Regions from separate parts of the Homo sapiens genome. Here region 2 is linked to region 1. Evidence: read pairs that join two places in POLR2A ChIA-PET (ENCODE). Cell type or tissue: OCI-LY7. All regions are shown on one strand.

Region 1 (2,500 bases):
AAAAATCACACCACGTGCAGTGGTTCACACCTGTAATCCCAGCACTTTGGAAGGCTGAGGCAGGTGGGTCACTTGAGGTCAGGAGTTCTAGACCAGCATGGCCACTGTGGCAAAACGCTGTCTCTACTAAAAATACAAAAATTAGCTGGGCGTAGTGGCGCACGCCTGTAGTCCCAGCTACTTGGAGGCTGAGGCAGGAGAATCACTTGAACCCGGGAGGCGGAGGTTGCAGTGAGCTAAGATGGCGCCACTGCACCCCAGCCTGTCGACAGAGCGAGACTCCATCTAAAAAAAAAAAAAAAAAGGTGGGGCGCGGTGGCTCACGCCTGTAATCCCAGCACTTTGGGAGGCTAAGGCGGGCGGATCACGAAGTCAGGAGTTCAAGACCTGCTTGGCCAACATAGTGAAACCCCATCTCTACTAAAAATACAAAAAATTAGCTGGACGTGGTGGCGGGCGCCTATAATCCCAGCTACTTGGGAGGCTGAGGCAGGAAAATCGCTTGAACCCAGGAGACGGAGATTGCAGTAAGCGGAGATCAAAGCCACTGCACTCCAGCCTGGTTGACAGTGCAAGACTCTGTCTCAAAAAAAAAAAAAACAACAATAAAAACAAAAATTAGCTGGGCATGGTGTTGCATGCCTGTAGCCCCAGCTACTTAGGAGGCTGAGGCAGAAGAATCGCTTGAATCCCAGAGGCAGAGGTTGCAGTCAGCCAAGATTGTACCACTGCACTCCAGCCTGGGTGACAGAGTGAGACTCTCTCTCAAAAAAAAAAAAAAAAAAATCAACTCAAGATGGATTAAAGACTTACATGTAAAACCTAAAACTATAAAAACACTGGAAGGTAACCTAGGAAATACCATTCTGGACATAGGACCTGGCGAAGATTACATGATGAAGACACCAAAAGCAATTGCAAAAAAAAAATAAAAATTGACAAATGAGAATTAAAGAGCTTCTGTACAACAAAAGAAACTATCAACAGAATAAACATCCTACAGAATGGGAGAAAATGTTTGCAAACTATGCATCCAACAAAGATCTATTAATAATATCCAGAATCTATAAGGAAGTCAAATCAACAAGCAAAAAACAATCCCATTAAAAAGTGGGCAAAGGACATGAACAGACACTTTTCAAAAGAAGACATGCACACAACCAACAAGCATACGAAAAAATGCTCACCATCACTAATCATTAGAGAAATACAAATCAAAACCACAATGAGATACCATATCACACCAATCAGAATGGCTGTTGGTGGCTCACACCTGTAATCCTAGCACTCTGAGAGGCCAAGGCAGGCAGATCACCTGTGGTGATCAAGAGGTCAGGAGTTCGAAACCAACCTGGCTAACATGGTGAAACCCTGCCTCTACTAAAAATATAAAAAATAGCTGAGTGTGGTGGTGCATGCCTGTAATCCCAGCTACTCAAGAGGCTGAGGCAGGAGAATTGCTTGAACCCGGGAGGCGGAGGTTGTGGTGAGCCGAGACCGCACCACTGCACTCCAGCCTGGGCGACAGAGCAAGACAGCATCTCAAAAAATAAAAATAAAAAATAACAGATGCTGTCAAGGTAGCAGAAAAAATGGAACATTTTTACACTGCTGCTGGGAATGTAAATTAGTTCAGTCATTGTGGAAAGCAGTTTGGCGATTTCTCAACTTAAAGCAGAATTACCATTTGACTTAGCAATCCCATTACTGGTTATTTACCTAAAGGAATATGAATCATTCTACTATAAAGACTCATGTACCCATATGCTCATTGCAGCACTTTTCACAATAACAAAGACATGGAATCAACCTAAATGCCCATCAGCGGTGGACTGGATAAAGAAAATGTGGTGCATATACACCATGGAATACTATGCAGCCATGAAAAAAGAATGAGATCATGTCCTTTACAGCAACATGGATGGAGCTGGGAGTCATTTAGTAAATGAACTAACACAGGAACAGAAAACCAAATACTGCATGTTCTCACTTTTAAGTGAGAGCTAAATACTGAGTACATTTGGATACAAAGAAGGGAATCACAGACACCAGGGCCTACTTGAGGGTGGAAAGAAGGAGGAGGGTCAGGATCAAAAAACTACCATATTGGGTACTATGCTTATTACCTGGGTGGTGAAATAATCTGTACACCAAACCCCTGTGCAATGTACCTATATAACAAACCTGCACATGTACCCCTGAACCTAAAGTAAATGTTAAAAAATAAATTCAAATTCTACTTTTTTATTGCTGGGTGCAAAAAAAAAAATCCCTTTTATAAATAGGCTTTTGGGGTGGGGGCAGGTTTGACTTGCTCAGTGGTTCCCAAACTTGACTGTGTGTGAAAATTGCTTTAAAGAGTTTTGTAAACAAAACCACAAACACTGGAATTTTCAAGGGTAATTAGAGCTGTATGCAGTTTTGGCCTTAGGTGTTGACCTTTGTACCCAACCACCTTGGGTAAGACAAGATTATATTCCCTAGTGTTTTCAAGTAAATC
Region 2 (2,500 bases), 92 kb before region 1:
CCTCATGAGGCACTAGGATAGGGGGATGAGGGGAGGGGGTCCCCTGAAGGACCAGGTCCCAGAAAAGGTCAGGGACAGCGGGGAGAGGGGAAGGGTCCCCGAGAGGGGCCGGCACTGAGAGTCTGAGAGATGGGGACCCCGAGAGGGGCTGGGACAGCACCCGGGGAGAGGAGACCCCGAGGTGAGGGGAGGGGACCCAGAGAGAATCCAGGACAGAGTAAAGAGAGGGGACCGGTCAGGGGATGTGAAGACAGGGGATCCCCAGAGGGCTTAGAACAGAGTGTGAGAAGACCCCAGGAAGGGCCAAGACAGTGGGAGAAGAGGAGGGGTCCCGGAAGGGGGCTGGGCTGAGACAGCGGGGCTGAGAGCAGGACACCTAGAGAGAGGCCGGGACAGCGGGTGGGAGCAGGGTGACCCCGAGAGGGGCCAGGACAGCGGGGTGAGAGGAGGGGACCCCCAGAGGGCTCGGGACAGCGCATGCGAGCGTGGGACTCCGAGAGGGGCTTTGAGCGTCGGGTGCAGGCGCGGACCCCGAGGGAGGAGCGGTGCCCCATGGGTGCGGGTCGGGCCCCCAGTCACATAGCGGGGGCCCGGCGTGAGCAGCGAGGGAGCGGGCGGGGGGTCGCGCCCGCTGAGTTGCGGGAGCCCCCCCAAGAACGGCTGCGGCGGGGAGCCTGGGTCGCAGTCGCGGCGTCGGGCAAATAGGAACCGGCTGCAGCGCAGACGAGTGGAGCGGGGAGGTGCTCCCAGGGTCTGGCATCAGCGACCTCCCTGAGGGTGGAGTGTGAGCCCCCGGGACTCCGGGGGACTCCGGAGCCGGATTATGTCATGAAACATCTCTGAAGTGAAACGCATGGGCTGGAGGAGCTGGAGGGGCTGGTGGGGCTGGCTGCAGGACAAAGATCTTGGAATGATCAAGAGACCTGCGCGGCCTGACCTCTTCTCACTGGCCCGCTGGCTTCGCATTCGTTCCTTAGAGTCTGATGTGGATGTCTTGAAAGCGAGGGGCTTCCTGATCTTAATGAAAAGGTCAGGTGAAAAGTTGGAAGGGGCTTCTTCAAACCTCCCCCACTTCCCCCTCCACAAGAAGTTGAAAGGGACAGGGATCCTTTTGGAGACCCGTGTTTTAGATTAATAAGAATATTTCTTTGATAGACCCTTGCGTTTTCCTGGACTACTGGTTTTTCATTTTAGCTCAAGGAGCTAAGAAACTTTTTTAGATTTGGCAGCATATCAGTATCAATGTTTACAATGCAGATTTAAAGGAACTATACTAGGTTTGGAATCTGGACTGTTTAACTTTGATCTGTTGGAGATAGTTGGAAGGTCAAACTAAATTTTCAAAAGAGGTTTTGGAGTCGCAAAACTAAGAGCTCTTTCCAATTAGATTTCTTATCCTAAAAGCTGCCAGGATTGAGCTTTAGGCGTAATTCCAGGACAAGCTAAGGAGAGAGATAAACCTATTTAAACCAGACACTGTGTGTCCTGGTGGGAGGCAAGTGTATCTATTAAAAGGTTGAAACAAATAGTGGGAAGCAATAGGGGGTGGGAGTTGGGGGACAGCCTCCTACTCTGAGGGATGTGAAAATTAAACTAATGATCAGGCTAGTTGTTCACAGTACTTAGGATATGTTAATACTGCCCTACCTACTTTTCAAACTCGAATGCACATGCTTTGTTATGGTTGTACCCAGCAGTTTTGTATTTGAATTTTTAAAACCTCCTTTTCAATGTTTATAGGTTGTATCTCCTCACCTCTTGGACTGGTTTCTTTTTTTATAGAAGCAGACATCGAAAATGATGGTTTTAGGAAAATAGTGAGGAATGTAATTACTATGTAATGTCGGTTATTTAGATATCGCCTTTGTTTCAGGTTTAGAATGTGTTTTATTAGAAGTCTTTTGCCAGTGTTCAATATAGGCAGTTTCAACTAAGAGGAATAAAGGAATGTTGTATTATTTCCTAAATATATAATGCAGATGCCTTACATATAACTGCTATGTAAATCCAAGACAAAAATTACTGAAGTTATTTTTATCAGGGTAATAATAAGTAGAGGAGAAGCACTGTTTAGGGATTTTATTTGACATTACCTGATACAGAGCAGTTCTTCTATGGCTTCAGAGAGTGTGCAGCTTGATGTGGTTATGAAAATTCCACTAACATGGCCAGGCGCGGTGGCTCACACCTGTAATCCTAGCACTTTGGGAGGCCGAGGCAGGCGGATCACAAGGTCAGGAGATGGAGACCATCCTGGCCAACATGATGAAACCCCGTCTCTACTAGAATACAAAAAATTAGATGGCCGTGGTGGTGTGTGCCTGTAGGGCCAGCTATTCAGGAGGCTGAGGCAGAGGAATCGCTTGAACTCAGGAGTCAGAGGTTGCAGTGAGCCAAGATCGCGCCACTGCACTCCAGCCTGGCGACAGAGCAGGACTCCGTCTCAAAAAGAAAAAAAATTCCGCTAACTAGAAGTCCTCTCCTGAGACATAGAAATTAT

Evidence for each region. Peaks named below come from ENCODE experiments on the same cell type or tissue, not always from the same donor. Only the 100,000 strongest peaks of a DNase experiment are listed, where the experiment ranks them.
Region 2: POLR2A ChIA-PET joins it to region 1 with 5 read pairs; 8 of 35 experiments call an interaction of 5 or more read pairs at or near these places.

The regions. Positions count from the first base shown.
Region 1 is chr12:118,277,869-118,280,368 of GRCh38, reverse strand. The region is part of intron 1 of TAOK3 (TAO kinase 3); the gene reads left to right. Among named protein-coding and RNA genes, the nearest start is that of TAOK3, 94 kb to the left of the region's middle. In OCI-LY7, no CTCF peak of the experiment used is centred here; no DNase peak of the experiment used is centred here.
Region 2 is chr12:118,369,839-118,372,338 of GRCh38, reverse strand. All of the region lies in intron 1 of TAOK3 (TAO kinase 3), which reads left to right. Among named protein-coding and RNA genes, the nearest start is that of TAOK3, 1.8 kb to the left of the region's middle. RefSeq lists silencers at 343-402, 503-592. In OCI-LY7, no CTCF peak of the experiment used is centred here; no DNase peak of the experiment used is centred here; H3K4me3 peaks cover 1,025 bases.